2 separate regions of the Mus musculus genome follow, and region 1 is linked to region 2. Evidence: chromatin loops called from intact Hi-C (ENCODE). Cell type or tissue: gastrocnemius. All regions are shown on one strand. Links, peaks and the distances in the headings refer to the core of each region. The heading gives the core; the rest is flanking DNA. Region 1 holds the start of Lamtor5 (late endosomal/lysosomal adaptor, MAPK and MTOR activator 5). Region 2 overlaps Kcna10 (potassium voltage-gated channel, shaker-related subfamily, member 10).

Region 1 (15,980 bases), core at 4,084-12,083, 72 kb after region 2:
CAAGATCACTCAGCAAGCAAGCTAGGCTGGCTGGGCTTTGAGCCCTAGAGGCCTGCTTGTCTCTGCCTCCCTAGCACTGCGATTACAAGTGCTGTGATTGCAGCACCACTCCTGGCTTTATGGAGTTTCTGAGGGCTGAACTCAGGTGCTCCTGCTAAGCTCTTTAGTGAATGAGCCATCTCCCAGGCCATGTCTAACATGTTTACTATGTGGAACACAAGCTCCCTGGGGAAAAGAATCTCACCTGCTTTCCTGTAACCCAGCACAGTACTTGGCAAACTTGGGGCAAAAAAAAAAAAGATCCATAAAGAAATTAAATCTGCAGTGAGGCCACAGCATGAAGCTGGCTCTTGTTGCTGGACACACCACTCAAAATGACCAGCTCTGTTGAACTTTTTGTTGAACTGGCTTTCCCCAGCAGAGACGGGAGTACTCTCTCTCTCTCTCTCTCCTTTGCCTGCTGTGTCATGCTGCCCAATAAAGTTGTTCCCTAAGTAGTGGACAGACTATGGACATCCAACCTGAGTTCTTCCCTTATCAACTCAAAAATCCCTTTGGAGGTGGCCCTTAAAGCTGTCTTAGCCACTGTTCTATTGCTGTGAAGAGACACCACGACCAAGGCAACTCCTATAAAGGAAAGCATTTAATTGGGAACTTGATTACAGCGGTAGAGGGCTAACTCATGCTCGTCATGGAAGAAAGCAGATAGGCAAGCAGATTGGCATGGTACTGGAGCAGTGGGTGAGCTTAACATCCTGATCCACTGAGCCTAGCATGAGCTTTTGAAACCTCAGAGCCCACCCCGCCCAAGTGACACACTACACCCGACAAGGTGACCACTAAAATATGAGCCTAAGGAGGCCATTCTCATTGAAACAACCACGTTTCCTGGCCAGAATCATGTAAATGACCTGGTCTGTATCCAGGGCTTGAATGTTTCAAAAGAAAAAGGAACGGAAAGAAGAATGTCTCCTTCGACACCTCCTCTGCAACTGAAGCTCAAGTTTACCTACACAGAACCTCAGCTCAAAGACTCTGGGAGCATTCTGCTTTGCTGGCAAGAGCGGCAGCAGTGGGCATAGCATGGGTTATGTCCTGGCTGCAGAGGTGTTTCCAGTGCTGTGGGCAGATGTGAACAGTGTCGTGCCTGTGGCGAAGGTGTGTTCTTCACATGTAGTTTGGGTTGTGAGTAGGCATTCAGGCTGCGCTCCTTAGCACACTTCCAATATTGTCTAGGCTGATAGCGTTGTTGTAGCAATCCTAAGATGAAGCCTACACAGCCCTCCTTAACTGCTTGCAACCTAGCCTGATTCAGTTTGCCTCTGCTACATTTCTTAAGATCCTAACAACAAAAACAGCGTTGATGCACTCTGAATTTGTGAAGTGCCTTCTGTGTGTATTCTCTCCTGGAATTCTAGGACAGCAAGAGGTTTTGCAGGACTTTTTTTTTCTTTTTGCATCAAGAGTTTTGCAGGACTTGCCCAAGGTCTCACAAGAGGATAATGAGATGCTGTGATCACAAATAACCCCTTGACACAAAATGTGGATTGCAGCGTAGACTGGCAGTCAGGAAGAAAACACACTCTGCTACCTGTTAGAGTGGGCAGAGATGAGGAGGTCATCTGTCTCTACAGCAGCGGTCCTCACCCTTCCGAAGGCTGCGACCCTTTAATGCAGTTCCTGTGTATTAAAATTATTTTCACTGCTACTGTCATTTTGCTGTTGTTATGAATTGTAATGGAAATATTTTGGAGGTAGAAGTTTGCCAAAGGGGCAAACACAGATCGGGAACGATTGCTCTCCACCACCCTTTCCCCTGAGGTAAGAATCAGTAGTTCTTTACTGAGGGTGTAGGTGGTGAAATAAAGACATGAGGATGTTTCCCTGACAACAAGGACTCTGCTAGGGCAATGGCAGGGCTGGGTGGCAATGGGATCCAGTGTAACCCCACAGATAGGGTCTCTGGAACCCACCTTGGGCTCACAAGAGTCATGTCATTGGGTAGAGTGACACATAGCCAAGGCAAAGATAAGCCTGCTTTAGCTAAGGGCCTCACTGCACAGGCCTGCCCTGGAAATACATTTAATACAGGTAATTTCTTTTCCATTTATTTTCAAGAATTCATTTCACTTAGCCAATTCTAAATCAATAAATCTTAACATTAAGTCTGATTTGATGCGTGATGCAGACAGTCTAATTAAGGCCAGGGTATTTTATCAGCTCCTCTAAGCTGTCTTTTCTCTGTTCTGTAATTTTTTTTTAGGCTGGTGTTGATCATCTTTTTATTCATAAGGGCTTCATTCCCATTTGTCATGGTTGCATTAACTGGGCATCTAATAAAGGCTTGGATATAGAAGTCTGTATCTCATTTATCCTTGGGAGCAAAATTAATAAAGCAAAGGAAAAATTGCTTCCTGTTCCAAAATGTTTTTAGCCCACCTTGACTCATCGAAAATATATTTCACTGTGTCTTCTAGACTCAGGACTCAGCTCAGCTTTGGGACACAGTGACTAACTTTATCCTTCACTTACTGACAGCCCCATCCCTATGTCCTTGCCTACTCCATGGCTGGAGAAGCTTGGATAAGAGTGGCCATCAGCTTATCTTCCCACCCATTTGCTCACTACATGTTTCTTTAGGACCTTCTAAGGCTGAGGCTCTGATATAAAATAGGTTCAAAGAGGTGAAGGTGTGGCTCATTGGTAAAACCTTGAAAGCATGAACACCTGAATTCAACCCCCAGATGTGTATAAAAATGCCGGGCAAGGTAGTATACGCTTGCAATGAGCAACAGAGACAGAGAGATTCCTGGGATTGCTGGCCAGGTAGTCTAGCCTCTTTGGTTAATTATAAGACAATGAGAGATGCTGTCTCAAAGTATGTAGGCAGTTCCTGAGCATGATAGTACACACACACACACACACCCACACACACACACACACACACACACACTCACACACCAACACATAAGACATAAGTACATGGCACATATGTCTATAAAAGCTTTAAAGGAAGATCCAAAGCCCAAGTTAAATAGGTTGGCCAAGGTCCAATGGAAGAAAACTATCTTAGCCACAGAACAATACTGGGAGCAAGCTGGAAAGCTCATCTGTTCTCTTTTTGCCTCTGGGAGGGTAATCGTTCCAACTAGTACTTCTGTTAACAAAGAGTCACCAAGTATCTATGATCCTGCTTGACTTGTGGGCTTTCTGGATTCATGAAGGCCCTCATTCCCCAGGGATACCATTATAATGAATCACCAATTGAGTGGTTTACCCTCAAGTCTGGAGAATAGAAGCCCCAAATCAAAGTTTTGGCAGAATAGTTTCCTTCTGAGGACTGTGAGGAAGAAATATGTTCGAGGCTTCTCTCCTTGGCCTATAGACAGATGTTTGCAGCTGGAGCCTGCCTTTCCCCTGTGCATGTCTTGTTATATAAGGATGTCAATTACATAAGGTTAATGCCCACACTAATGTCTTCTTCATTTTAACTTGATTGCCATCTATAAAGGCCCTGTCTGCAAACATGCCCACAATCTAAGGCACTTGATTTTGGATCCTCACATGCGAATATGGGGGGAGATTAACATTTAACTTAAAACAGTGACTCCCTCTGAAGCAGATTTAACTACAGTTCAATAGCATCTGGCAGCATGCTAGAGATGCTTGGAATATCGAATTCCATGTCAAAAAGAGGTTTATGTTGTAAAGTAGACACCTCTCCTCTCTGGACCTCATATGTCATATCGAGAGTAAGAGGTGTGCACTGGGTCTCCACCACCTCTGCACCTGAATTCCAGGACCGTGTTCTAGGCAGAGTCGGGCAGTATACAGGGGAGAGTAACAATTAGACTCCACCACTTTCAAGCAGGACGATCTGGCCAAAGTTTTGTTTAGGTATAGACAAGATTATCTGTGTAGCCCTGGCTGGCTTGGAACTCTCTGTGTAGAACTGACTAGCTTGTCAAACTTGTGGCCTCTGCCTCCAGTGTTCTGGAACTACAGTTGTATGAGACTGTACCCAGCGTTGTTTTCTGAGCTTTGCATTTTTAACTGTAACCAAAAGATAGTAATATTAGCTACTACAAAAAGGGGGGGGAGGGGAATGTGGTGATTAAGGGTGTGTCCCTGGTCACATAGTTATCAGCTCCTACACACTAACCGCTAATGCCACTAATACTATGAACAAGAGCCAAGTTTATACCTGGTCTCAAGTCTCAGTGCTGTCCACCTCTGACCTCCGATCCCTGACACCCACTAGAGCCCACCCACCTCTGACCCCTGACCCCTGGCACCCACTAGAGACCACCCACCTCTGGCCCCCAACCCCTGGCACCCACTAGAGCCCGCCCACCTCTGACCCCCGACCCCTGGCACCCACTAGAGCCCGCCCACCTCTGACCCCCGACCCCTGGCACCCACTAGAGCCCTATGCTGCAGCTTAGAATGAGATGCTTGAGCTGCCAAAACTTTGGCATTCCCCGTGACACACCTTCCCTGTCTCCACCTTACCTACCTCCTGCCCGCTCTACTTGACTTTTGACTTTTTCTTCTTAGAGTCAGGGCTAGAGCTTCAGGTGATTTTTTTTCTCATTGTACTTTATAATTTTACATAGAATATGTAGAAAATCTAATAATAACATCAATATAACTATGGCATTTGGCACAGCTTTATAGGGAAGCTATGTAGATTCAGCTTCTCCTGTGGATATGAGACTGATATCTGCAGCAATCTCTTGGATATGAGACTGATATCTGCAGCAATCTCTTGGATATGAGACTGATATCTGCAGCAATCTCTTGGATATGAGACTGATATCTGCAGCAATCTCTTGGATATGAGACTGATGGCTGCAGCAATCTCTTGGATATGAGACTGATATCTGCAGCAATCTCTTGGATATGAGACAGATGGCTGCAGCAATCTCTTGGATATGAGACTGATATCTGCAGCAATCTCTTGGATATGAGACTGATGGCTGCAGCAATCTCTTGGATATGAGACTGATATCTGCAGCAATCTCTTGGATATGAGACTGATGGCTGCAGCAATCTCTTGGATATGAGACTGATGGCTGCAGCAATCTCTTGGCACTGTGATTTTCTCCTGTGCATCATCTGGATTATAATCAACCTAAGGAGACAAACAGATTTTCTTATTCAAATTGACTTTCATAACACACCAACCTCTCTTACACAAGGTAACCCATGCTATCCTCCCCACACCTGGATGAACCAGAATACAGTACCCCTATATCAAAGGCTCCCCAGACACTCAGAGATCCCATGGGAGGCTGGTGCCCTGGCTACCAGGATTCAAATGTATGCCTCTGACTCCAAGGACACCCGCATTTGATATTTAACACTCTCCACTCTCTAATAACTCAGCAGGCTTATACATCCTCCTTCCAGCCCTCACCCCCTACAAGTGAACACACACACACACACTCCTTAGGCCCTTCATTTTGCAGTTTTCTGTGGCCTTGGTGCCCCCTAGTGGCTCATTAGGGTTCATTGCACTGAAGGCTTGTGACTAAGCACTCGAGTTGTCCAGAGGCCAGTGTTGGTAGCCCTGGGATAACACATCTCTCAGTGCCCAGAGCTGGACCCACCATTAAAGATACCCCCCATCTTCTTTTTATTTTTTATTATTTTTGACAGGGTCTTTTTGTGTAGCTCGGGCCGTCTTCAAACTTACTAGGTAGTCCAGGTAGGCTCACATTCATAGAAAACCTGAGTGCTGGGATTACAGTGGTACACCACTATAGCCCACCAATACTGTACCTAAGTGAGTCTATCAGAGTCTATGCAGGAGTCAAGGCAAAGGAAACAGCACCAAGACAGCATGTAATATCTGGAGTTCTGGCCCGGTACCTCCTTCCACTCCTTAGTGGGATATGTGGACTTTCACATTCTCTGTTGCGCCTACCCGCAACTCTCCTTTCTCAGAGCTTGTTTGCAGGAAGGGGAGAAACAAAAGAAACTGAAGTTAAAGACTTCATAGTCTTTATATAAATCTCGCTCCACAAAGGATGCCATCTAAACTCTCCTCTAGAAAGGAGATCATGGGGGTGGGGGAAATAGGTTTAAAGGAAGGGCTAGAGGTATGTGATAGAAATAGGAGACTTAAGAAGAGACATTGGACTAGTGAGGGTAGAAGAGTATTGAGAGCAGGAGCAAAAAAATGGGGAGACAAGTTGGGAAGGAAGATCAAGCAAAGCAAAGTATTGTGACAATACCACAAGGAACCCCAATGCCCTTCGTTCAAACAGAGATGTTAATAAACAGTGTCCCCAGGAAGTGCGTAGCCTGCTGTGTTTTATAAAAAGATAGAGAGGGGAGGAATATGTTTGGTGGAGGTGTAGTCAGGTGTGGAGGAAGGGGGGTTCCTCTGCTGGCCCATGCTGAGGTATCCTTTCCCCCTGAGCCGCACAGCCACACAACAGACAGTATAGTATAGAACAGTTTATTCAGGGCATGGGGAGGGGAGTTGAGAGGTAGTAGAGACAAAGAAAAGCAGAGAGACAGAGTAGAAGAGAAGAGGCTAGAGCCATGACATGTGGTGGTGGTGGGGTGGATGGGGAGAGAGGGAGAAGGGGCAAGAGGACAGAGTGAGAGCAGGGAGGCAAGAGAACAAGAGGGAGGAGGGGGCAAGTAACCCCTTTTATAGTGAGTCAGGCATACCTGGCCATTGCCAGGTAACTGTGGGGCGGAGCTTAGACAAAATGCTAACACAGCCAGCTGTTTCTCCGTGGGCCTCACATGGGGAGATGGAGAAGGCATTCTATCCATTTCTGCTAAGTAAACACAGAAAAACTCCAACCCATCGAGTCCAATGCTCTGATATGGGTGCTTGGGATTTCCCGCCATCATTCCAGAACCAGCTCCCAGCATTCAAAACTGGAGGAGTCATCAAGGACCCTGAATGCTAAAGAAAGCAGAAAGCGTTGCAAAGCTGACATCCCCCAGAAGCACCACCCTAGTTCCCAGCACTTGGCTGCTTACATAGCTTTCCTTCCCCTCAACCCAGCTGTGCAGGACCAAAGGAAGCGAGACAGAGAGACAACAGCCTATCCCCGTCACTTCCCACACATCAAATCCTCCCTCTTCCTGATTTCTTCTCTTCCCCTGAAAGGCCTAGCTTAGACCTTAAGAAGCTGTAGGCATTCTGAAAATCTTTTAATCATTTTTCTGGCTTTGAGATTATTTGATATACCCTGGAGACCTATTTGACAATACAGGAGCCAATGTTCACTCAAGGGACTGAGTACTTGAAATGTGGTCGGTCTGAACTGCAATGTGACAAAGTGCAACTAGACTTCATATTTTAAGGACTTAAGATGGGAGAAAAATAATGTATTTTTTAAAAGTAATTATATATTGAAATAACTTCTTAGATACACAAAATCATGTTAAAATTAATTTCTTCTGTTTTCCTTATGTGGCTCCCAGGTTATTTAAAACTACAAAGGGGGTTCACATTATATCTGTTTGAATAGTAATGTGGAGGTTCAGAAAGGCAGAACTGGGCTAAGGGTAAAGCTCAGGCATAGAGTACTTACCTAGCCTGAGTAAAGTCCTAGGTAAGCCAGATGCTTGGCGCTTAACAGAACAAGACAGAATGGTCAAACCAAGCGGTCTCAATTCAGTAACATTTTTACCACTTGAGACCACAGGGAGGCAGAGCTGATACTGTTCCCTTAGGCATAGTGTTAGCTTTCTCTTAAGACAACTGGGGCAAACTTTACTTTGAATAGTATCTAATAGGTTTTTAAACACCTAGCCCAGCCTCCCAAGTACTGGGATCATCAGCATGCTCTCTGCTACGCAGCTCTAACGCTATCTTTTAAGGGTATCTCTAGAGTGCTGTTCTAAAATCTGAATAGCCCACATTGTGTTACCTGATAACTCAGGTAATTTCTCCAAAGCCCAAATTACACCCCATAAACTGGAATCCCAAGAAAGTTAGAATTCTAGAGCCAGGAGCTGGGGAGATGTCTTAGTCAGCATTCTTACCTTGCAAGCATGAAGACATGGGCTTGGTTTCCAGATCCCATGGATAACTGCCTGGGGCATGGTGGCACACATGTAATCCCAACATTGAAAAGGCTGAGATGGGTTGGGACAGGGAGATCCCTGGGGAAGCTGGCCAGTCAGGCTAGCCTAATCAAGCCCCAAACTATCGATAGACCCTGTCTCAAACAAAAGAGTTTAATGGCACCTGAGGAACAAGACAAGGCTGACCTCTGACCCCCAACTGCACATGCACATACGTGCATGAATATCTGCAAACACACTGAATCCAAGTATACACATGCATCAAGACACACATGAACATACATACAAACACACAATTCTGGAAGCATAGCCAAATATGGGGCTCATATTAGAGCATTAGAAGGCTGAGGCAGGAGAATCACATGTTAGAGATAACCCTGCACTGTAAAGTTAAAAAGTAATAATAATTCTGCGAGCTTCATTTTAACAATATGGTGAATGGTGAGCGGGTGGCTAAGCCTTGGCCTCTTCTATTATGGGCACCAGATCAAAAAACAGACTGAGTAAATGCCAGAGATCAGATTGCTAGAGGAAGCTAAGTGCAAGGCACGCTACACAGGAAGGGGTAGAGATGAGCCATGGACACACCCTTGTTTTCATAAACCCTTCTTCATGTAAATAATATATATACATATATATATTTTTCTTGAAAATGACCATAACTTTTGACCAAACAATTCTATTTCTAGTAATTAACCATGAAGAAAAAATTTAAATGCACAATATTGGGCTAAAGAATATTCAACCAGCACAGAACCTGGTACCACCAGGACAGAGGGTAGGGAGGGGACACAAGAGCAACTTAATTGGTCACTAATGAACAGTAAGTTCACTTTAGGTGTAGCTATGATAACAAAGTTGGTGTGTTTTGCAACTATTACAAACAAAGTAAATAAAAACTTACTGTCCTGAAAAGGTATTTATAATAAATTCTGTGAAGAATCCCTGCTACATAATTCAGAATTGTATATATAGTATGTATATTGATTTTGCTTTTAAAAAACATTTCTCTACAGAGTGAGTTCCAGGACAGCCAGGGCTACACAGAGAAACCCTGTCTCGAAAAACAAAAAAAAAAAAAAAACAAAAAACAAAAAACAAAAAAAATTCAAATAATACATTTGCAAAGATAGCCATATGGAAAAGATAGTCTCCAAAATATCCTTATCAAACTATCATCTCTTCACAGTAGGACTATGAGTGGTTAGTTTATTCTAAAGTTTTTAAACCCAGGCATGTTGGTGTAATCCCAGCACTTGGGAAGTAAAAGCAGAGAGATCAATACTTCAAGGCCAGCCTCGGACACACTGCAAATTTGAGGGCAATGAGGGGTATATGAGATACTGTCTCTAAAACAGAAAAGGGAATAAAAATTTTAAAGCTCAGTTATTTTAAAGTAATAATACACGGTCTTCACTAACACCTAAAACTTAAACCTAATTTCTTCCCCCTAAAACTTCCCATGACCTAGCTATTAGAAGTATCAATGCAAATTAAATATGGCACATGGCAGTAAATCACAGGACAAAGGTGGGAGAATTCGAGGCCAACCTACGAGAACAAAGAAGGTACCAATGTTAAGATTCTGACACTTTCCCAGCACGCAGTTTGGGGTTTCAACGTGTGCCATCTCTTCCTTTAGTCCCGTGTGTGCACCCCTCCCCATCGGCCCTGTGTGATAGGTTACTTCTCCTCCGATGTTGGTGAAATGAATCAATTTAAACCAGAGTAGATGATGTTAAAGGCAGGTTTATTGGGAAGCTGCCAGCCGGTGGGTGAGTTCACTGGCCCCAAGGACCAAGGCCAGCGAAGTTTCCTGGGAAAGGAAGGAAGAAAGAGAGAAGGGGGAATGTGTGCAGAGAGAGAAAAGGAGAAGGAGACCAAAATGTCTGGATTCTATAGAAAGGAGCCCTATAGAAAGGGAAGGGCAGCCCAGCCCCTGGGCTGGAAAGTTCAGGGTTGGGGGCAAGGTATGCCAGGTGGGAACTGAGGGATGCAGAACCTGGAGGCCAGTTCTGCTTTGATAGGTAAAGTATACACCTCAGCCTCTTGACCTAGGGTCAGAAACTGAGCACTGTCTTCTTAGCGATTGGCCTATTGCATAGATGAGACCATGCCAGACCTGCTGGTTACTTTAAAATTTAAACCAGGTCTACGTCTGGTTAGGACTGGAAATTGCTTGAACCAAATCCAAAGGTTAAAAATCACTAAGTCCAAGTGCTAGGTCAGGAAAAGGCCCTGAGGCCCGACTACAGATTGCTTTGAAGGCCCAGCACCCCCAATCGAAAGCCAGCCATCACTGGTCCTGTGGTAGTAGCTATGCCTTTTCGTAAAGAGCGCGGACGCGGCGCCGCGCTGAATTTCGTCCCTCTGGAGACGCCGTCCAGGCGCCCGCCTCGGTCAAGTCACGTGATCGAGGTTTGCGGTGAAGGAGGAAGTGTTTTGCTGCGGGGTCCTGGCCTGGGGCGGACAGCCTGCGGGATGGAGGCGACTTTGGAGCAGCATTTGGAGGACACGTGAGTAGTGCGTGCGGCCGGTCCTGGGCTCCGGACAGGGGAGCTGGAATGGGACAGCGGCATGGACCGCGAGTGTCTGCGGAAGCGTTTGGGGCACTCGGGGCGGCGAGCGGGTGACTTCTGCCTACGGCCGGGCCGCTCGTTACTGGGTAGTAAAGTTTCGTTAGGCGTGTTCGCAGAATCGAGTAGCTCTTGAGAAGTTTGGGAAACGGATTAAGTTTGGGGAAGGATGCCCCGGGTGTGCTAAATCGAGCCCCCGCAGTGCCAAAGCACTTTCACGCACATCTTCCCGCGTTTGTGGCCCGTCAGTTGCTCAGCGCTTGTGAAGTAAATATATCCGTAAAGTTTTTCAGCTATCTCTGTAAAATTTAAAATTGGGAGGTGTAAAGTGGCTTACAAGAAGACACCTCCTCCTTGAGCTTCTTAATCCCCTCCAGGAGCAATTCCCGTTACTGAGATTTAACAGTTGTCTTCAGGAGTTGCAGTCCTAGAGCATGCTTCTATACCAAGGACAGAGCCCTAAAGATAACTGCCTTGTTTGTGTCTTTGTGAAGCAGAGGTGCCTGAGAAAATGGTTTGGGTTTTGTTTTGTTTATTTAAACAACTCACAGTTTGTCCTCTGAAAGGGGGCGAAAAAATTTAAGGGCTGATTTGAAGTGCTTAATACTCGGTGCATAGAAAATCTGTTTTACTACAGTAATTTGAAATATTTTCTTCACATCATCTGGTTCATCTTTCTTGTGCTCCCAAAATTAGAATGAAGAATCCATCCATTGTTGGAGTCCTATGCACAGATTCACAAGGACTTAATCTGGGCTGTAAGTGTCTCCTACCAGCCTCCCTTTGAAGTTCTGAGAGCCTTAACTTACACTGCTACTATTTTCTAGCTTTTATTCCTGTTACCTTTAGGGCATAGAGACTATCTCCAAGTAAGAGTAGATGGTTGAAGCCTTTCAGTTGCATTTTAAAGGCAGAAATGTTCCTCCCAGTTCTACAACTGTTCCTACTAAAATGGTTTTGAATAAATTTTAAGTGGTCTAGAAAAGGGCTTTAGATAAGGACATCTTTACTGAATGCATTCCCTGTGCAGGCACAGTCAGGCTACACTATTTCCTTAATTGCCTCAATAACCCTGAAAATGGATGATGCTGGCTGCTAGTCCAGCCACTCTCAACAGTAAGTTATTGTCAGTAAAAATAGGGATTTCCTAGTTAGACACGTCTGACTTCAACCCCATTCTCCGATGCTGTCTGCTAGCAACATGAGTGCCGAACAGAAGGAGCCTCTTGGGGCTTCAGTTTCTTCATTGGGTTATTTTATTTCATACATACATTATGTGTGTGTTGTCTTAAGACATTTTTTTTTAAAAACTTATTCTACGTGGCCCTGGCTGTCCTGGAACAAACTTTGTAGACCATGCTGGCCTGTAACTCACAGAGATCTGCCTGCCTCTATCCCTTGAATGCTGGGAACAAAGGTGTGCATCACCATGCCCAGCCAGGCACTATTCTTAGTGTTTTCATTATAAAACGTACATAACCCCCCTTCCTGCCCCCCCCCCCCCACCAAAGCCCTTTATGGTCAAGAAATTTAGCAAGCTTAAAAGTACCTTGCCCAGGGTCAAACACCTAATGAATGGTTGAGATAGGATGTTTTTAAAGCTGGCTCCAAAGCTTAAAACACCCAGTACAGAACCAAGATGTGTTTGTGTGGTGTTCAATAAATTGTAGCAATTACAGATAAGGAACTAAGTCCAGAAAGGTAAATAGCTAAAGTTAATTAATGTCAGAAACTAGTAAACCCAAGAATCCTTATAACTGATGCAGGTTTTTTAGAGCTCTGATCTTTTGCTGGTATGATACCTGACAAAAGTAATATAGTTATGTCTTATACAAAAAGCAGCCATTTGGAACAAAGGTAAATTTTTTTGAAGCATTTGCCAAGTTACTAATGAAAACTCTTTAAATGCAAATGTGGAGGAAAAAAAAAAACTAAGTAAAACCTTCAAGGTGCGAAGTTGCTATTTCCAATAGATTTCCGGGCTGCACTTTGGCCTACGGATTTTTTATGTAGTAATAGTCAATCCAGAATTTCTGCCAGGTTATATTGTCTACTACCTTAGTTTTAGGTGTAAGTAAACCCCTTTATTTCAGGGATCTATAATAAGCTTGGTGGTTACCTTTTGTGCCTAGAGCCTGATTTAGTTAATACAAGTCAAAGTAATAGTAAAGACTCGGGGGACATTTGAAAGGAGCCCAGCTAGCTTCTGCTAGCAGAAATAGTTGCTCACAGGTCTTCACATATGCTGGCAAGGTGATCTTACAACTGGACTTCTGAGTAATGGCTGCTTCTTTGAGATTGAGCATAGGAAGAGAAACTCAGATTTCCCATAAGGAATTAATTAGCATCAACAAGCCCCTTATCCATACTGAATGCTTTTTGTCACTCTCGCCTTTGAATTTCTTGGTTTCAGCAAGGTTCCTATAAAATAGTTACTACCATCAGATGACTTGAATTACAGCTTCCTTATATGCTTGAGAAGGTGTTTAGAGATAGTGAGGGGAATAACTCTGAAAACTACATGTCGTTTACGACTTTGCTGATTTAAGAACAATTGCCAGGCTTTCTCACTAATGGACTCAGCTGAGTACCAGGTGAGAGAGATCCTTTCTTGTCAGTACTTAACCTAAAGGCAAAAAGGCCGTGAGCGGAGTTTCTTTTTCACAAATAATTCTGGAGGAGATACTAAACTATAGGTTTATATTAATTTTTAGACACTTCTCACTATTCTCTAGGCCGTGGTACCCTGTCGGATGAGCACGCTGGAGTCATATCTGTTCTAGCCCAGCAGGCAGCTAGGCTAACCTCTGACCCCACCGACATCCCTGTGGTATGTTTAGAATCAGATAATGGGTGAGTACATACCAGCACACCCCTTTCTTTTTGTTCTGAAAAACTTGATTGGGCTTTCCCCTGCATTCAGTGGTAGTTCATTAGTCAATGCACCACAGAGCCATTGGACATCCAGGCCTCATGAGAACAGAACTTCATTAAAATAAGAACTATCAGTTTGCCACTCCAATAAAGGAAAAACAGTAAAAACACAAAAAATGATTAGCTGCATAGAATTCCCTAAAGTAAGGTCTTAAAGATATTCCTAGATAAAGATCTTTATTCAGATGCTAAGTGATAAAAGGAAGAAAACAAAACTGTGGGGCTGGAGAAATGCCAGTGCTTAAGAGCCACAGTCCCGAGGATGAGAGCTTATATACTAGTACCCCAGCACCCACACAACAAACACCTGCAACCTCAGCCCTCAGTCAGGGGCGAGGGGGTGGGCAGAGATGGGAGGATTGTTGGAGCTGGCTGTCCTCCAGTGTAGCAGAGAAAATGAGGCTCAGGCTCAGGGATAAGACCACACATCAAAGGATAGTTGCACAGTAATAGAGGACACCCAGCACCTTCTTCTGACCTCCGTGCCTATACATAGGTGTGTGTACATGCACACACCTGTATGTGCACACCTGCACAGAGATAGAGTATGTGAACCTTTAAAAATGCATACTTTGGTCAGTTTGGGGCAAGGGAAAAAGAAGATATTAATATCGATATATGTATAAATATATACAAATTAAAATTAGAACCAGGAGCCAGCAAGATGGCTAAGCAAATAGACGTGCTTGCTGCCAAGTCTGATGACTGGAACTCCATACCTGGAACCCACATGACTGAGGAGACAAACACCCTGACGTTGTCATGCAAGCAGTGGCACACATACAGACCCCCAAAATAAGTAACATAAATAAGAATTAAGAGCTGGGGAGGCGGCTCAGTGGTTGAAAGCACATGGCACTCTCCCAGAGGACCTGTGTCAGTTCCCAGCACCCACATTTGGAAGTTCACAACCACTTATAACTCCAACTCCAGAGGAACCAACACCACTCGCTGGCCTTCTCAGGCACCAGTGTGTATAATGACACACACGGACAGACACATACATATATTTTTTAAAAATCTAATCTAAAAATTAGGACCAGGAAGGAGGCTAGGCTAGTGATAGCATGTGCAAGGCTCTAGATTCTAACTCCAACAATACCACCAAAACCTCCAGGAAAAAATAAAAATCAGAATCATGTTGAGTAGTAGGGTTAAGGATTACTTTTTAAAAATTTTTTTTAATTAAAAGGATTAATTTCTTTATGTTATAATTAGATTTGCCCACAATCCTCAACTGTTCATGCCCATCTGTGCTATTTATTTATTCATGTTTCTTAGCGGAAGACTTGGCTCTTGGTTTGAGAATGTAGTCCCCTTTCTGGGTGGGAAGTATGGAGAGGCTATGGCACTAGGGGTTGGTGACGGACACCTGTCAACAGGGACTGTTCATATTTGGTTTTGTATGAGAATATAGATAAATATGCTGTCATCTAAACATAAATATATTTAAACTAAATAAATTTAATCTTACACTGAGACACATGCATTAAGAGTTTGCTGAATATTTTCTTTTTGGCTTTTCAGGAACATTATGATCCAGAAACACGATGGCATCACAGTGGCTGTGCACAAAATGGCCTCTTGACATCTGATGTCAGCTCTCCAGTGGCCTCTCACCGGGATTCAGTCATGCCTGTCTCAGCTCATTTGTAAAACTATTAAAGTTCCAGAAATAGGCCATTCAGTTAATGTCCAATGTGGACTCCCTTATTTATATGACAGCCAGTTACCAAGACATCAGTTAGAGAGGAGCAATTGTTTGGGCTTTTGTCACTCTGCTCTTTGGTGACAGTCACTGTAGTCCAGGATCACAGCCCATCATGGCCTAGAACTATGTAGCCCAGGCTGACTTCAAATGTATGGTCTTCCTGCTTTAAACACATACATCCTGGAATTAAAGCATTTGTCACTAAGGTTTAGGTCACTTTGTATATAGAACTTCATTATGGCCAATAAACCTGTTCTGAGGAAAGTTTGGTTCATTTCTGGTCTTTTAAAATTCCTACTTAATGCTCACTTTTCTTTTTTCAGTTATCAAATTGTGGGTTTTTTGGTTTTTTTTTTTTTTTTTTTTTCTCTAAAAGATCTCTATCCCAAACTACTTGTTTCTCTTTCGGTGTCTTAAAATGTCTGTGTTCTTATGCAAGGGAAGATGGATCAAATATTTCCCTCAACCTAAGTGACAAAGGACATATCATTGAGTCCTTAGTAAGACCAGAAACTTATTTCTCATTATAAAATAGGATAGGTACTCCTGGTTGTTGTGTGTAACCAAAGCCTAGGGGCTAGCATGGTCACCATCAGAACTTAAGAACTTAACTGACAGAAGGCGTGTGTGCTTTGCTTTGTTTGGTTGGTTGGTTGATTTTTCTGAGACAGGGTTTCTCTGTGTAGCCCTGGCTGTCCTGG
Region 2 (15,980 bases), core at 5,150-13,149:
TTCCTAAGATGAAAATTATGTTCTATGGCCAAGAGGCCATCTCTGTGAGCTGTCTTAATAAATCCATGTTTCTGTTCTATTTCCTGGGCTGTTTCTTCTCAACACATTACAAGATTTCCCCTCCTTTCCTATAAAAGCATTAGCCCAGCCCTTGCACTAGACCTATGGATGTTACCTGTTAGTATGAAAGTTCAGAGGCCAAGCCTGCCCAGGCCTAGTGAATCAGAATCTACCTTTTAACATAAGAAAGATTAAGAAGTGCGGGGTTTGCTCTTCCTTTAAATGACATATATTAAAAGACCAGAACTGGGCTGAGGAGGTGGATAATAGACCTGCTTGCCATGTAAATGCAAGGACCTAAGTTTGAATGCCCAATACCTACATACAGGCTAGGCAGGGATGGCCTAGTGATCCTGTTACTAAGGAGACAAAAACAGGAGATCCCAAAAAGAAACTGGCTAGCTAGAGTAGCCCAAATGCCAAGTTTCAGTTACAATAAGAGATCTTGCCTCAAAACATGAGATGAAGAGTGTTGAAGAAGACACCTAACATCAGGCTTTCACATCTAACTACAGACATGCACACCACATATGCAAGTAAAAAAAATACATACAAAATAAAATTTAAGTAATATAAAAAGTCAGAGCTGTAGCAATGAATATAAATGACTTGCTTATTACTGACACCTGTTTAGCGTTGCATAAGCTAAGTCCATTCACTGAGCTCGTATCACTGCCTCCCACTATAACCTGTAGAGCAGGCTTGATTATGTCTCTGTTGCCAGCCTGTCTGGTAGAAATGAGCATTTTCTAAAGTAGTTGTGCCCCCTTCTTTTGGCTAGCAACTATTTCATACCCTAAGGTCACACAGAAACAAGGGAAGTCAATCTCCTGCCTTTGAATCTTGCTTTCTTTGCCTTAATGAAGAGGGTTTGAATCAATTGTGGAAAGAGTAAAAAGAGTTTGAAATTGGCTTTCAACCCACACTTGTCCCTAGATCTCCTCCCAATTCATAGATATTGTACATGCCCATCCCCTCTTGGTCCCCAGCCCTTTCCTTAAACAGTGGGCATGAAAAACACTCTTTAATGCTTTTATCTGGCCCACATCCAGGGAGCAGGTCAGACACTGGAGATCCTAAAAATGGGTGAGAAATGTACCAGAGGACAGCTCTAGGATCATAGACCTGTCTGCCTGCCTTGGGGTTCATCTCCCATAGGATAACCAGGAATTGGCCAAGAGCCTGAGGAGCAGCTGGAGCAGAAAAAGCAGGCATGTGTCCAGAGGTCAGGCTTACCCCAGGATGACAGCTGTGTTGAGCTGACCTGAATTGAAACATGGCTTTCCTAAGAGAAGAGCTTGACAGTTTGACTAACCCACCAAGCTCCCAGGATAAGAGAATCAGAATCTGAAAGGATAGGAAAGGAAGCCTCTACTCTGCCCCTCTCAACCCACCTCCTCAAGTAAACAAAGCTTGTGCCTCCCTCTGTCCCAATACCCAAATTCTAACCTCATAACAAAGGTAACTCAGTGCAAGGGCAATGCCCCTGGGCCCTAAGTCACTGCTCAGCCCATCGTGAGCAGGTAAGCTGGAAACCCAAGAGAACTGGTAGCATAGTTCCAGCTTGGAGGTTGGCAGTTTCAAAAACCCAAGTAGAGTCCTCAAATGCTTCTTTGTGCATTGGATTACAGTGAGCACTGGAACCCACAACTGGACCAAGTGCAGAGAATAAGTTTGGTGGAGTGCTTAACCATGAATGAGATACATGCATCACCCATCCTTCCCAGAGGCTCAGGGGACATCTCCAAGGAGGGGTGGTAATACTGCAAGACGAGGAAGACCAAGGCAAAACAGTCTCCTCAACATGACAGGACCGCCACACTTGTGAGCCCACAGCAGCTGTGCTTGGCTACCCAGGCTGTCCTTCAACCTTTCAGTATAGAGTGACAAGAACTCTATGATCCCCTACTCTACCTGATGAGCTATGGACAGATGGTGGTTGCTAGAAAGGGAGTCAGTTTTCTTTAGGGGTGTGGTCCCTGGTAAATTGACTGTGCTCCAGTGCCTGGCCCCACACCCATTCATATATGGGCATCCCAAACAACTCAGTGGGAGATAGATGACAGATAGATGATAGATAGATAGATAGATAGATAGATAGATAGATAGATAATAGATAAATAGATAGATAGATAGATAGATAGATAGATAGATAGATAGATAGATAGATAGACAGTTGATAGTTTATGTGGGAGGGCTCACATAAATTAATGAGTGGTTACTTTATGAATGCTTTCCTTTGGAAATAATTGACAGTTACAGAAAGAACTTGCCTTTATAGTCCCAGTCAGATCACAGCCCTCAGCACAAGTAAACTGAGTCTAGGGACAGCATAAAAGTTGATCAATGAGCTGGGGAAATCTGTGAGACAATAGAGTGTCTTAAAAGCACAAAGAAATGAGTCCAATACCCAGAGCCCATGTTTTTAAAAAGTCCAGGGTGGTGGCACACACTGGTAACATCAGTGCTGAGAAGGCAGCGGCAAGCTGATCCCTTGGGCTCTCTGTCAGCCAGCCTAGCCTACTTGGCATGTTCCAGGACAGTGACAGACCCTAACTCAAAAAAGAAAGAAAAAAAAGGAGACAATATGAGGAATGACATCAGACATTATCTTCTGGCCTCCACAGGTAAAAAGAACACATATGCACAAAAGCACACACATACACATAAGATAATCAAACTACCTGATGTAGGATGCAGAGTGTAGCCAGAGTTTGGATACTATCACAATTAATAACCAACTGTTGTGTTTTAGCTGCTATGCATGGGTGGTTTTTATCTCAAATTAATTACTACAAAGCAGATATTATTTCCATTTAACTGGTGAGAAATCGAATCTTCAAGAAGTTTAGTAATATTTTTCCTGTGACAGAGCCACCTCAGTGAAGGGAACACCAAATTGGCAGATGTGACAATAGCCAATTATTCTCTCTCACACCTTCTGGGTCAGAAACCTAATACCTGTGTTGTAAACCTCAATGCTTCCCCCTCCCAGCCAAACTAAAGGTGTTGTACCATAGTCCTGCATAGCTCGTTCCCTGAGGTTCTGGGACATTGGACAGGCTGGTTAGAGTCACCTCTGCTGTCCCAGTCCCTCCTGGTCCACCTTTGTATCTTTTGGTCTGGGAAGGGGGATTTTACAAGACTGCATCACAACCACCTGGGCACAGACCTGTGCTCCTCACAGGTTCTCAGAAGCTGGCCCTGCTGGGCTACTCTGCCTTCCTCAAGTCTCAAATAGGAGTGCACAAGCTGGTGCAGGAGTAAGTTAGGCGGATGCTTTCAGTCACAAGTGACAGAAACTCAGCCCAGACTGAATCCATTTTGTTCAGATTGTACGGCTCCCAGAACTGAGAACTGCCAAGAGGAAGGCCAAGAATGGGGTGGTGGCATCTGGGGTCTTAAACTCCACTTTAGAGCTCTTGATTTCTCCTCCTATGTTCTGCTGGATGGCTTCCTCATGCCCAGAGTGAACAATCTCTGTAGGACAGGGAGACAGGGAGACTAGCAGCCCTCAGTTCACAGCTTTATCCTTACTTAAAGCAGAGAGAGAGAGAGAGAGAGAGAGAGAGAGAGAGAGAGAGAGAGAATGTGTGTTTGTATAAATAATGTCCTTTATGAGCTGATTCCTCGTTTAAAATGTTAATGTTTAAAAGGTGGGTTTTTTTTTGATCCAGTTATATTCAAAGTGACTGTTTATAGTATATGGTAGATATTTAATACTTGTTGAGTTAATTAATTATCCCTTTAAGCTCTTTTCTAATTACCCTAAAGAAAACAAACTGAACTCAATGGTAGATCCTGAGAGCTCACAGGCCAGACAGCGTAACCAAAACAGGGAGGATTTTCCTCAGTGAGAGACCCTGACTTGCCTGCCCAGGTGTGCTTCTCCCCTTGCGGTGTCCAGGCGTCATTGTACACCAAGCTAGACTGGAAGTAAAGAAGCTTCGCCCCCTGGATGTGTGACACCACACATCCCTGCAGTGATGTGAGGGGAGAAACAGCCTCCCAGGTTTTAGTGAAACATCTCTGTTTATTGGGGGTGAATAAGGGTTCTCTAAACCCTTGGGAGTGGGGAGAGATTTGGGGTAAGTATACATCATTGGCTGGGCTGAGATGCTGGGAACACTTCATTGCTTGAGGAGAGATTCCAGGTGCTTGCTGGACACGTCCTTATATAGGAAAGAGGAAGTTAAACTTGTACTTTGGGACTACCTCAAGGGTGGTAGAGGTAGGTGTTGTATAGGCTACGTGTAACAGGACATATAGGCCCAGAGCAAGAAGGAAACAGTCCTATTCCTGCCAGTCTAGGGATAACGTTTTCAGGGTTTCATCTCAACCTCACTCATGCTCCAAACTGGCTTCTCTTATCTCATGACTTTCTGGGCCTACACTGCCTCAAAATAACAAGGTGGAGAGCAACAGAGGAGACACTCAGCATCCTGCTCTGCTCTGGCCTCTGCATGTGTGTGACTGCGAGCGCTGCACACTCACGTGTATGTGCCACATGTACCGACAAATACATCAAACAAGGGCACCAAATTCTTGAAAATTATCAAATGCAGGAGATGATCAATGCAGGTGGTGTATTTATGTGGCTCATTTTTACTATTTTTATTGTTATGTATGTCCAAAATGTTTGTAATAGAAAATATTCAAATCTCTAGTTTCCACTGAGAAATGAGATGATGGTTATGTGCTGGCTGGTTTTTGTCATCTTGACACAAGCTTAGGTGTAGCTGGGGAGAAGAGCTCTTAGTCCAGAAAATGCCTCCATCGAATTGGCCTGTAGGCAAATCTGCAGGGCATGTTCCTGACTGATGATTAATATGAGAGGACCCAGCCCTCCTGGACAGTTTAAGAAAGCAGGCTGAGTAAGCTACAGGGAGCAAGTCAGTAGGCAGCGTTCCTCCATGACTTCTGCTTCAGTTCCTGCCTCCAAGTCCCTGCCTTGAGTTCCTGCCTTGGCTTCTCTTGATGGTGGATTATAATCTGTAACAAGCCAAATAAACCCTTCCTCCCTAAGTTGCTTTTGGTCTTGGTGGCTATCACAGTAACAGAAACCTAAGACAGGCCCACCCAGAGAAGCACAGAGAGAGGAGGCTGCCCTCTCCCTGCTCCCTCTGGGGTCCCTAACCTGACTGCAGAGGGTTGGTGTCTGGGTTGGAGACACTATAACAGTAAGTAAGTAAAACTCTCCCCGAGAGTTGCCAGCTGCCTGCTGATGCTGAAGTAGTTTTGTTCAACTGAGGCAGGAGATGTGTCCACAAAGAAGCTCAAGTTGTGTTATGTGCCCTTTGTGTATAGAGCGACTTACTGTCATGGAGTCTACAGCTCTGTAAATAGTGGGAAGGAACTTTCTATAAGAGAAGGATCCCACAGGACTCAGTCAAGACTCAGAAGAGCAAGAAGAGGGAAACCCAAAAGGCAGCTGAAGGCCTCTCTGAGGACCCAGCCACATCCTTCGAGGGCTTTTCTTCAAGGACTTCCCTTCAAGAGGCTCAGGACTAACAATCTGGTGGTCTCTCTCCTTCAACCATGGCTATCTGCATTGCTCACCGGCTGGAGCAGCCTCTGCCCATCTCAGTGGGCTCAGAAGAACAAAGCAGCCCTCCCACGGGAACAGGGAGTCCACCTAGGCCAGATGCCAGGGTCTCACCCTCTCCCTCCCTATGAAGGAAACTCACAAGGTGCCCTTCCCTGCTCAGCAGTTGATTGGAGCCTACTGAAAGATGAAACATGCCCCATCCACCAGGCTGAGTGGAGTGCTCAAAGGCTCTTTGAAGGGAAAGAAAGAAAGACAGCCCAGTCTCCCTGGGGACTGCTGTCAGGAGAACATTTGCCCTCAAACAGGGAGATGAAAAGGAGCTGGGGGTTGGCAAAGAGGGAGAGGAAGATCAGACAAACTTTTGTTATGGAATCTCAGGGGAGGCGGAGGTAAAGGGCTTCCTTGGAAATGTCACGAGATAATGAATGCTATTTTACTCCCATTGCTGAAGTGTCAGTCAGAGGCTTGGGGAGAGAAGGCGTGACTCTCTCCTTAGGAAGGAATTCTGGGTGATCTTGTATGTCTCAGAACCAGAGGGGTGATGGCTGAGCCCTCTGCAGTCTGCAGGGCTCCCGCATGCGCAAAATATAAATATAACAATACAGAAGTAACAAAAACACCACACTAGTAAGATTATCGTGAGATTTAAACAGGGTGCTCTGTGAAACTCAGCAAGCTATACAGGTTCCCATGCAAACCAGGAGTGTGCAAACAGTGACTTGACACTTAAATGACAGATAAATAGTCTGCGGATGGTGGGTAGAGCCTAGGATAAAAGCCCACCTGTCACTTATAAACTCTGCAGGGGTCACAGCTGCATTCTTTGAGTGTAATGACCCCAGGACTGTGTCGGGTACATAATAAGTGATCAAAAAAGGAAGGACTGAGACATAAAAGGACCAAGTCAGAGCCCACCAAGAATCCCCATGCTTCCCAAATTGACACCGAATTGACATTAATTATGGTCCACCTGAAAAAATGTTTCTTGGGTGGTAGTGGTGGTGGTGGTAGTGATGATATGTGTTCATGTGTCTGTCTGTGCAAATGTATGTGCAAATGACATGTATGTGAGTGTGTGTGTGTGTGTGTGTGTGTGTGTGTGTGTGTGTGTGTGTGTGTGTGTGTGTGTAGGTCATAAAACAACCTCAAATGTCATTTCTCAGGTGCTAACGTTTTTATTTTCAGACAGCCTCTCTGTGACCTGAAACTCCTTGCCAAGTAGGCTAACCTGGCCAGCCAATGAGGCCCTAGGACCTACCTGCTTCTCCCTGTCCAGTCTGAACTAGCATGCCTGACTTTTTGTTTTTATTCCTATTTTTTATCCTCAATTTGATTTCTGTGGAATCAATCTTCATGCTTATGAAAATCCATTACTAACTGAGGTAACTTTGCAGCCATGTTGTTGTTGTTGTTGTTGTTGTTGTTGTTGCTTTCCTTAAGACCCAGTCTCTGGGTCTTATACAGATAGCCCAGACTATATAACCAAGGAGGACCTTGAACTTCTGATCTCCCTGCCCCCATCTCCATAATGCTGAGATCACAGGCATCCACCATAACTGCCAGTGTTATGCAGGGCTGGAGATCCAACCCAGAACCTCCTACATTTTAGGCAAGCATTCAACACACTAAACTACATCTCTAGGCAAACCCAGAAAGCTTGATTTAAGTAGCTTATTGGCCCTGAATTTTGTGTGCAGACCCTGAATTCTCCATTTTTTTTCTCAAAATCTAAGCCAAAAATAACTGATTTGACACAGGGTGCCAACGATCAGCTTGGTTAGGGTATAGACACGAAACTGCTGTTTTCCTCAAGTAACCCTCGGGTTCCTGCTATGACCAGATGCTCAGTCTGTCTCCGGGGTTACAGAGACAGCCAAGGAGGAGCAGCTCTGCCCCTATGAGGTACAGAAGATCCAGGAACTCTCACCCTCCCTGTAAGTAAGAGGCCTTTCCTTATAGTTTACCTTTCTAATTTCCTGATCTCTCCCTGTGAGGTCACAGGAAGCCAGCCTCCCCCACCCCACCCGCACTCCCTACCCATCAAGTGGCAACACTGACCTTTTGTGAATCAACCCTAGATGTGGGGAGTGTAACTGAACAAGTTCACGTTCTTCTCACTGAATGACACACGGCCACAACCAACTCGAAAAGACTCTGAGCCTGGGAGGGAGCTCAATGTTGAGCATAAATGCGGTCAGGGAAGTTCCAGATGCAGCAAGAAAGGCAGAAGGATGGTCCTGGATGTCCCGAGAACAGAAGCCAACAGACTTGACCTTGCATTGTTTCCAGAGAGAGACAGAGACAGACAGAGAGAGAGAAGAGGAGAGAGACAAGGACGAGGGGCAATAGGGAAACAAACTAGGAAGAAGTTTCTTCTTAGGCCACTCAAAAGCACGTGAAAAGAGAACAGAGGATCCATTTCTTCTAGGTTTAAAGAACTAGAAAGAGCAAAGTGAGCAACCTTTTTCTCAGAGTTGGGTGGAGATGTGGAGCTAAAGAAGGAGCGAAGGAAAGTAAAATGGCTTCTTAAAGAGGAATCTCCCTGGGCCTCGGCTTCCCCGTTTGCTAACAGTTACAATAAACACAAGCTCCTGAGACTACAGTGAGAATCAAACAGTATACTGCATGATAGTCTTTAGCAAACTGGAACAGACACTTCCAAAGCAGAATGGAGGTCAATGAAGATGTGACTGTCCCGTGGCAGATTTAAGGAGATCAGACTGTGAGGTGGAGGGTGCCTAGGACAAAACCTACTGCAGTTTGAGTTCAGGGTCACTTGCCTGCGTCCTTTAAATATCATCACCTCAATAATTATAGTATAGTATAGTGCATTCTATATTAGCCAAGTGTGTAGTAGATAGTCAACATATCTTTATAAAATGCAAGAACTGAGGAAGAAGGAAAGAATTGGTGCAAAACTAAGAATGTGTTTCTTTAAAAGTCACAGCTTCATCCTACAATGTCCACCAACTTAAAGCAACTTGATATCTCCCAAACATTACCTGGATCCCCTGGTGGCTGTCCTGTGCTTCTGACACCTCAACATTTGCTGGGTTTGGAGGACTTCCAAGCTCACAGACTAGCAGGGCCAGTTCCTCTTTAGCTGTTACTAGAGGTCAGAGTCAGACCTCTGCCACAGAGACTTCACCACACCACTGCTCACAACACAGTTCTTGCATTCCCAGAGTGAGCAAGAAATGACCGAAGAGAATCTCAGGCTCTTTGCAGCCCAACTTCAGAATCGGTGCCTTGTTGAGCCACCTCTTCTATTTGCTGCCAGCTCTTGTAGGATGTCACTCCAAGCAAACATCTCTTCTAGGATGCAGGACTTGACAGAAAAAATTGTCCAGGAGACATATGTGCAAACACCCACTAGACTCCACAGGGATTGACTTGCAAGCTACAGAAGCTCTTCTTGTCCCTCTTGAATCCAAATAAATCCTACAAGGCTGGTTCAGATCTACAGCCAGGCTGGCATCCAGTGATGGGCATGTCCATGTGGAGTCTTATGTCCAGTTCCTCTGACTCTGGCGAAAGACAATTTCTTTAGAGTCCAGATTTCTAATCTCATTTGTCTCTGTTGGCTGTGCGGAGGACTTCTGGGCATCCTGTGGACTCAGGAAAACACTTTTCTCTATTATTTACTTATTGTCCTCACACGTGGAGAACATGCGCTGAGATCTGTGTCCCTGAGATCTGGGATGGAGACTGTGGCTGTGGTTGGAGGTCACAGGGGAAGACATTACTTTCATATTGTCCTAGCACCAGTTCAAAGCTGCAGGAGGTATGACTGACCCTACAGAACACTGCCAGAGAAGCACACAGGCTTATCTGCAGACTCCTGTTCCCTCTCATGCGCCTTAGGAAGAAAGCTCTAATGGCACAGTTACTCTAGTCCAGATGCTAAGCAGAGTCCTAGGAAAGAAGAAGGTTCTCAAGTGTCATGGCCTGAACTTGGAACCCAGGGGTAAAGCTTCAACCATGGCTATTGGAGACTGCATCTCCCATACCAGAGGAGACTTCCAAGGCCACCACAGTCCTCAAAAGAGAAGTGAAACTCTACCAAAGAGAAGAGGGAAATGAGTTTTCCCATTGTGGTGGTTAGAATGTTTGGATCCCATAGACTCATGTGTTTGAATGCCTAGTCCATGAGGTGTGGCACTATGAGGAGGTGTGGCCTTGTTGGAGTAGGCATGGACTTGTTGGCAGAATTGTGTCACTGTGGGGGCAGGCTTTGAGGTCTTTGGTGATCAATCTCTGACCAGTGTTGGGCCAGTCTCCTCCTGGCTGCCTTCAGATCAAGATGTAGAACTCCCAGATTCTTCTCCAGCACCATATCTGCCTAGACGCTGCCATGCTTCCCGCCATAATAGACTAAACCTCTGAAATGTAAGTCAGCCCCAATTAAATGTTTTGTTTTATAAGAGTTGCCAGGGTCATGGTATCTCTTCACGACCATGAAAATCCTAAGACACCCATCTCATTCAAGCCCAGCCTTGGCACCAGCCCCAAATCCCCATAGGATCTCGTGGGTCAGATGCTAGCACTGTAAATGCTGAGGAGGGGTGGGGCAGGATTCCCTGCTGACCTGGAAGACCAGTGCTGCCCTGAATCCCTTAAGACACACACAGTAGACACATTCTCCCCGGACAGCTCAGCTCAGCACACAAACCCAGTATCACAACATTCCAGAAAGATTGGAGAGACAGGACTCTGGAGACCAAAAACAGAAAGAAAAGCTAATCAGAGATATCTGGAGTTATGGGGTCGAAGACTGGGACTCCTTTTTTATCTGTGTCCTGAAGAAGCTGCCACTATGCTTTGCATGAGGGAGACAGTCAACTCTATTGTCTACTTGACCACTGCCCCCAAAGTCACCTGAAGTGGCCAAGAATGTCCCAAGGTATAAACAAGATGCTCTAAGTTGGTCTGGTCACTAGAGGGCGCTCCAGGACTAGAGCTGCCTCCTGGGCTGGAAAATTGAAGATCCTGTGTTTGTTTATTCACTCAACATTAAGCACATTAATACAGAACAATTCTATGCCAACGCTAAACGCTATAAAGAGTTGGAAATGACTCATCTTTCATTAGAAAGCCAGAAAATATGAAAAATAAATAGTGTATTCATGTTTACCCATGAATGAAAAATAAAATAAAAAAGGCATGGCTGCTCCTAGGTATGGTGAAGGGAAAACCTCACTGTAGATAAAGGGCGAGAGTAGCCAGAAGCAGGGACATTTAAGAGAGTCCTGAGTGGACATGATCCTGAGCTATGTGAGAAGGGAGAACCAGACCAAGAGGCCAGGGGATGAAAGGGAAGGGCCAGGTAGCCAAACTGGTTAGATCATATAGGGAAGGGCAGCTCGGGAAGCCCTGGGCTGAAAGAGTTTAGGGTAGGGGACAGGGGATACTAGTCATACCCTGTAGCAAGTAGGGACTGAGGGATGCTGGGAGAACCCGTGTCTGCTTTGATATGTTAATGAGCACTTCAGTTAGCATTTGACTCTGGTTTGACACTGAACAACCCACAGGTTCTCTCCCTCCTAGTGCACTGCTAACATTCTTTCATATCTTTGCCCATATCTTTTTCATATCTTTGCGTTCTCATTGACCCTGCCTTTCTGGCCTCACTTTCAAGCTCAATATTCTTAGTCTTGTTCAAACTCTCCACTCAAACCCACTGATAACTGTTGGCCTTTAGTCTAGGCTCTGCCCCACAGTTGCCTGGCAACTATAGTGTGTCTGACTCACTATAAAAGGGGCTGCTAGCCTCCTCCTCCTCCTCCTCTCTCACTCCTCCTGCTCTCTTACTCTTTCTCTGTTCCCTTACTCCTGTTCCCTCTCTCTCTCCATCCCCCCATGTGCTCATGGCCAACGCACCTCTCCCCCCCCTCTCTCTCCCTCCCTTTCTCTCTCTGCCTTTCTCTGTCTCTACTCCCTCAATTCCCCTCCCCATGTCATGCCCTAAATCAACTCTATTCTATACTATACCAACAATGTGTGGCTTGTCCCTCAGGGGAAAAGGATGGGCCAACAGAGGCACCCCCTTCCCCACACCTGACTGTACCTTCACCAAATGTATTCCTTCTCTCCCTTATCTTTTTATAAAACACACCAATAACCACATGCACTTCCTGCTTGCTTGATTTGGGGTGTTTTCTTTTGTCTAATTTGCAGCACTGAGAATCGAAGCCAGGACCTTGTGCATTCCAGGAAAACACTAGATAAGGAGCTTTGCTTCCAGATGCATTCATATGTCTGTGTGTCTACAAAAGAGACCACATAGGAGGTCCTTTCTCTGTGCTTACTAATGGACACAGTGCCTAGAGCAGTGTGTCCCATTCTAAAATGACAAGTGACAACTTAGGGGTAGGACTCAGCCATCAGTTATTCCTGCCATTTAGTAAAAGAGGGTTTGGGACTAACAAGTTCCTTCTCAGAGGAGGTGATGCTCAAGCTGGCACGAAGGTTGAGGCGCACGTGAAGGTAGAGAAGGCGAGGAACACAGCACGCCTCAGGACAGCAGAGATGGCAGAGGCAAGCTGTGTGAGTCTGGGTACACACAGGCAGATGGACAGTCCTGATGTCCCTCTTGGTGTTGGTACTGTGCTCTTCCCACAGTTGCTGCATGCTGTGCCCTCAGGGATGAGCAGAGCTAAGTGACAGCAGCCAGGCTTCATCCCTCAGCTGCCCTCACCTTCCCCAAGTCCTCACTTCCGGCTCTCAGTGTGGTTATCACTGAGCCATGCCATTCTGGACTCTGCCATGGGGCAGTCCCTGCCATTCCTGTCTGTTCTGTTTTCCCTTCTGCCACTGGAAAGAAACAAGCTGCACAGCCCCAGGAAAACAATCCATCATTTTGTCATAACATTTCCATTTCAAAGGCTTCCTTCCCAAGCGGCTCCCTGGGCTAACACTTCCTCTTATTAGGATGAGAACTGGCAAGGAGCTTAGTGATGGGGAGGTTGGGGGGGGATGGCTGGTGTGTGTCTGTCTGTCTGTCTGTCTGTCAGTATTGTATGTCTGTGCATGTCTATGTGTGTCTGTGTGTAGGTGTGTTTGTATGTGTGTATCTTTATGTGTGGTGAGTGTGTCTGTGGGTATATCTGTGGGTGTATGTGTGTGTATATCTGAATCTGAGTGTGTGTCTGTATGTGTATCTGTATGTCTGTGAGTGAGTGTGTGTGTGTGTGTGTGTGTGTGTGTGTGTGTGTGTTTCTCACAAGCACTCTTCATGCCATCCTATTGGAGGTGTTCTCACTCATGTTACAAAGGCACAGCTGCCCGCAGGGATAAGCTGAGCCTCAGTGTTATGCCAGAAACTCTACCCTACCACACAGCAGAGGATTCAGAGGACAGATAGACCCCCACTGTCCTGCAGCATCTCCAGAGATGGGTGCATGCATGGCTCAAATGTTCTGTTTTAAACGACAGATCAGGGTACCCTCCTAGAGCAGATGATATTGAAGTTGTCTGAAGCATGAGGATTGCTGAAGATGAGCGAAGAAGAAGAAGGTGAGCTAAGAAGAGTACAGAAGGTGGCCCAAAACCCTGCAACTGGGTGCTGGGTAAGGCTGTACACAACAGCCACCCAGGGGCCTCTGCTGTTCCTCCCCCCCAACCTGGTCCACCACCAGACACAGAGAGTAGGAAGTGCCAGCCTAGCCCTGCAGAGCATCTCCCCGACCAGCCCCCAGACCACACCACAGTTAGATGTGCTGGTGGCTCCTTTATTCATCCCTAGCAGAGCCCCTGGAAAGCTGGGCCCAGGCCCAGCACTCAGGAGACCCTTTGTAAACAGTAACTCTCTAAAGGCAGCTAGTGCTCCTCCCACCCACATGATCAAAACTAAGCACCTGCCTGGTCAAGAACACTCCAAAGACAGACAGTTTGATCTGAGATCTGGTGATGTCTGAAACACATCCATAAGATGCTAGCAGGAGAACATTACAGGTAGAGCATTGGCCTGAGTCAGCAGAAGAATCAAGGCCACAGCTCGCGATGCAGCTCATAACCAGAGAAGCCCAGGATGAGGATGCTACACCAGGCTTACTGTAACAGCTCATAACAGGGAATACTACCAGGGCTAGGTGAGCACTATGGGGTGATGCTGTTCTATCCAAGCCCTGCATTTATGTCGCCACATTTAGACTTTATCCATGGTCTCCAAGTAAGGCTTGAGTGTTTAAAATACAATTGTCAAATGTAAACCTTTAAGGCACGTGACAAGATTTTTATAAGCTTATCCAATAACTCTTTTGCTTTTTTAAAAAAAATCTACGCAAAGGCTGAAAGTAATGAACATGGCCCAATTCTGTCTCACTCATCACACATAGACAGTATTGGTCTATGAAAAGTGAGACTTACTTACGCCTTAAAAATTAACTTAGCTTTCCTGGATCCCTGAGGCTCAGAGACCAGGGCTTGACCACTGCAGGCACCACCCCCTGTCCTGAAACCCCTTATAGTCTCATAACCTCTGCCCCAAGCCATCCCAGACTCTCAGCTCCCTAGGGATATAGTTGGAGTCATTCCTCAGTCTCATAGCCCAGTTCTGTGCCTTCACTGTTAGAGGCCACACCTACCCCTCTGCAGACCCCATTGTCCTGGTCCCTCATCTTGATAACTCTGAGAAAGACCCAAGAGATGCCTCTAGATGGACCAGTCAGTAATAACATTCCACAATGACCACCACTGCCCTCTTTAATCTCCTCTGAAGTATCAAGGCCAAATCAGGAGCTCCCAGCCCCTGAGACACAGCCTATCTTATAGCTCCTCCCCATTTGCAGGACCAGACGGTGGTCAAGACAAAGTGGGTCTTCCAGGAGGAAGTGAGTTGACTTCATAAGTACAACCAAGTCTAATCCTTCACTGTCATTGTGATAACACTGAGACTATAAAAGACTGATGATAACTGGAGTCTGAGCTCTCATATCGTCCTAGGGAAAAGCCCATCAAATGAAGGCAGTGCCAGGGCTTAGGAGACACCACAGCCAATAAGGCACTTGCTTTGCAAGCATGAGGACCTGAGTGTGGGCCCCAGAACCCATATAAAGATGCTGGGCATATCGGTACAAATCTGTAAGCCCAGGACTGAGTCAGAGACAGGAGAATCCCTGAGGGTCCTCAGTCAGCCAGTCTAGCCTAGTTGGTGAGCTCCAGGGCAGAGAGAGATCCTGCCTCAAAAGACAGTGTTCCCAAGGATGATGCTCAAGGCTGCCCTCTGACGTCCACATGTGCTCCTGCACACGTACATATCCATGCATGCAAAGAAAAAGAGACAAGGGAGCGGAAGCACACATGTGCGGGCCCAGAAGAGTACTTCCTAGGGACTGAGCACAGACCCCCAAGCTCTGGAGATCTCCCTTGGAAGCCTATGTGCCTGTGCCCCAAGGTGACTGAGGGAAAAAAACAGAACAAGCCAATCTACCTTCAACCCCTTGCTCTCATTGTGAGGTCTGGCTCTCCAGAGCGGCCCTTTCAGGAAGAATGTGTAAGGCTGAAGGTGGAGACCCTCCATCTACTTGACACCCAGTCCTCAATGGGAACTTGGCTGCTGGCACCTGACCTCAACTACCAGCCTCAAGGCCGACCACCATGAGTGTGCTGGAGCACCAATGGTCACCTGTGGCCCTAAGAAAGAACCGGACAACATCCAGGTTCGTAACCACCCAAGATAAACAACAATGTATGACCCTGGACCCTGCCAAGGCATTTTGCATCTCCGATCCATGTCCGCAAGAGCAACGAAATCCTACTCTTTGTGAAGCTGGAGATGACCTCTCTGTGGGCAGAGTGCTCTCGACTCAGCCCTGACGCCCTACCTCTACTCCTCAGATACCATTTTCTAGAAAGTTCTAGAGTGGAAAGTCAGGCGGGCAACACAGACCTAGTCCCCTCCATCACAGTTCAAAATAGGCATCCCATTTCTACCTACCAACCCTATCCCCATCCCTCCCCACAGCTCTGCCCACATGGCAGCCTCGGCCCAACCTCATATTGGTGCAGAGCTCCAGTGCCCTTCAAAACAAGAGGAAACAGTCTTTCAAGAAATGCTGTGTTTATTGGGAACGTTCCACTTGATAAATTGTGTGTGTGTGGGGGGGTGTATAATCAGATAGCCTTGGCCAGCCCAACACGATTGTTGGCTCTGTCAAACACACTGTAGAACTCCCGAATGAAAACATCCCCAAGGATCCACATGTGGGAGCCCTGCTTGAAGCCACTGGAGCAGAAGCCCTGGACCTGGAAGAAGCAAGAGTGCGATGAGGTTGGATTCAATGGCAAGGGTTTTCTCCCCCATCACTCAGTTACTCTGTTGTCTCATTGCATCCTGCAATCACTTTCCCAGGCAAGCAAAGAGAATGAGATT

Evidence for each region. Hi-C counts contacts between places; a loop is a spot of excess contacts. Peaks named below come from ENCODE experiments on the same cell type or tissue, not always from the same donor. Only the 100,000 strongest peaks of a DNase experiment are listed, where the experiment ranks them.
Region 1: a loop joins it to region 2, with 6 times the contacts of the local background. A loop is called at or near these places in 15 of 42 quality-filtered maps.

The regions. Positions count from the first base shown.
Region 1 is chr3:107,268,540-107,284,519 of GRCm38, forward strand. It overlaps Lamtor5 (late endosomal/lysosomal adaptor, MAPK and MTOR activator 5), which reads left to right and starts at 10,319. Exons shown (of 4, transcript NM_026774.2): 1 at 10,319-10,574; 2 at 11,331-11,392; 3 at 13,370-13,487; 4 at 15,096-15,543. The coding sequence starts at 10,378. The coding sequence ends at 15,156. In gastrocnemius, for the core only: a CTCF peak has its summit at 7,657; DNase peaks (open chromatin) are centred at 5,478, 9,855 and 10,442; H3K4me3 peaks cover 1,897 bases; H3K27ac peaks cover 1,186 bases.
Region 2 is chr3:107,195,642-107,211,621 of GRCm38, forward strand. It overlaps Kcna10 (potassium voltage-gated channel, shaker-related subfamily, member 10), which reads left to right. Exons shown (of 2, transcript NM_001081140.1): 2 at 1-80. Cym (chymosin) reads right to left here. Exons shown (of 9, transcript NM_001111143.1): 9 at 15,654-15,853. The coding sequence ends at 15,722. Among named protein-coding and RNA genes, the nearest start is that of Cym, 18 kb to the right of the region's middle. In gastrocnemius, for the core only: no CTCF peak of the experiment used is centred there; DNase peaks (open chromatin) are centred at 10,064 and 10,549; H3K27ac peaks cover 1,069 bases.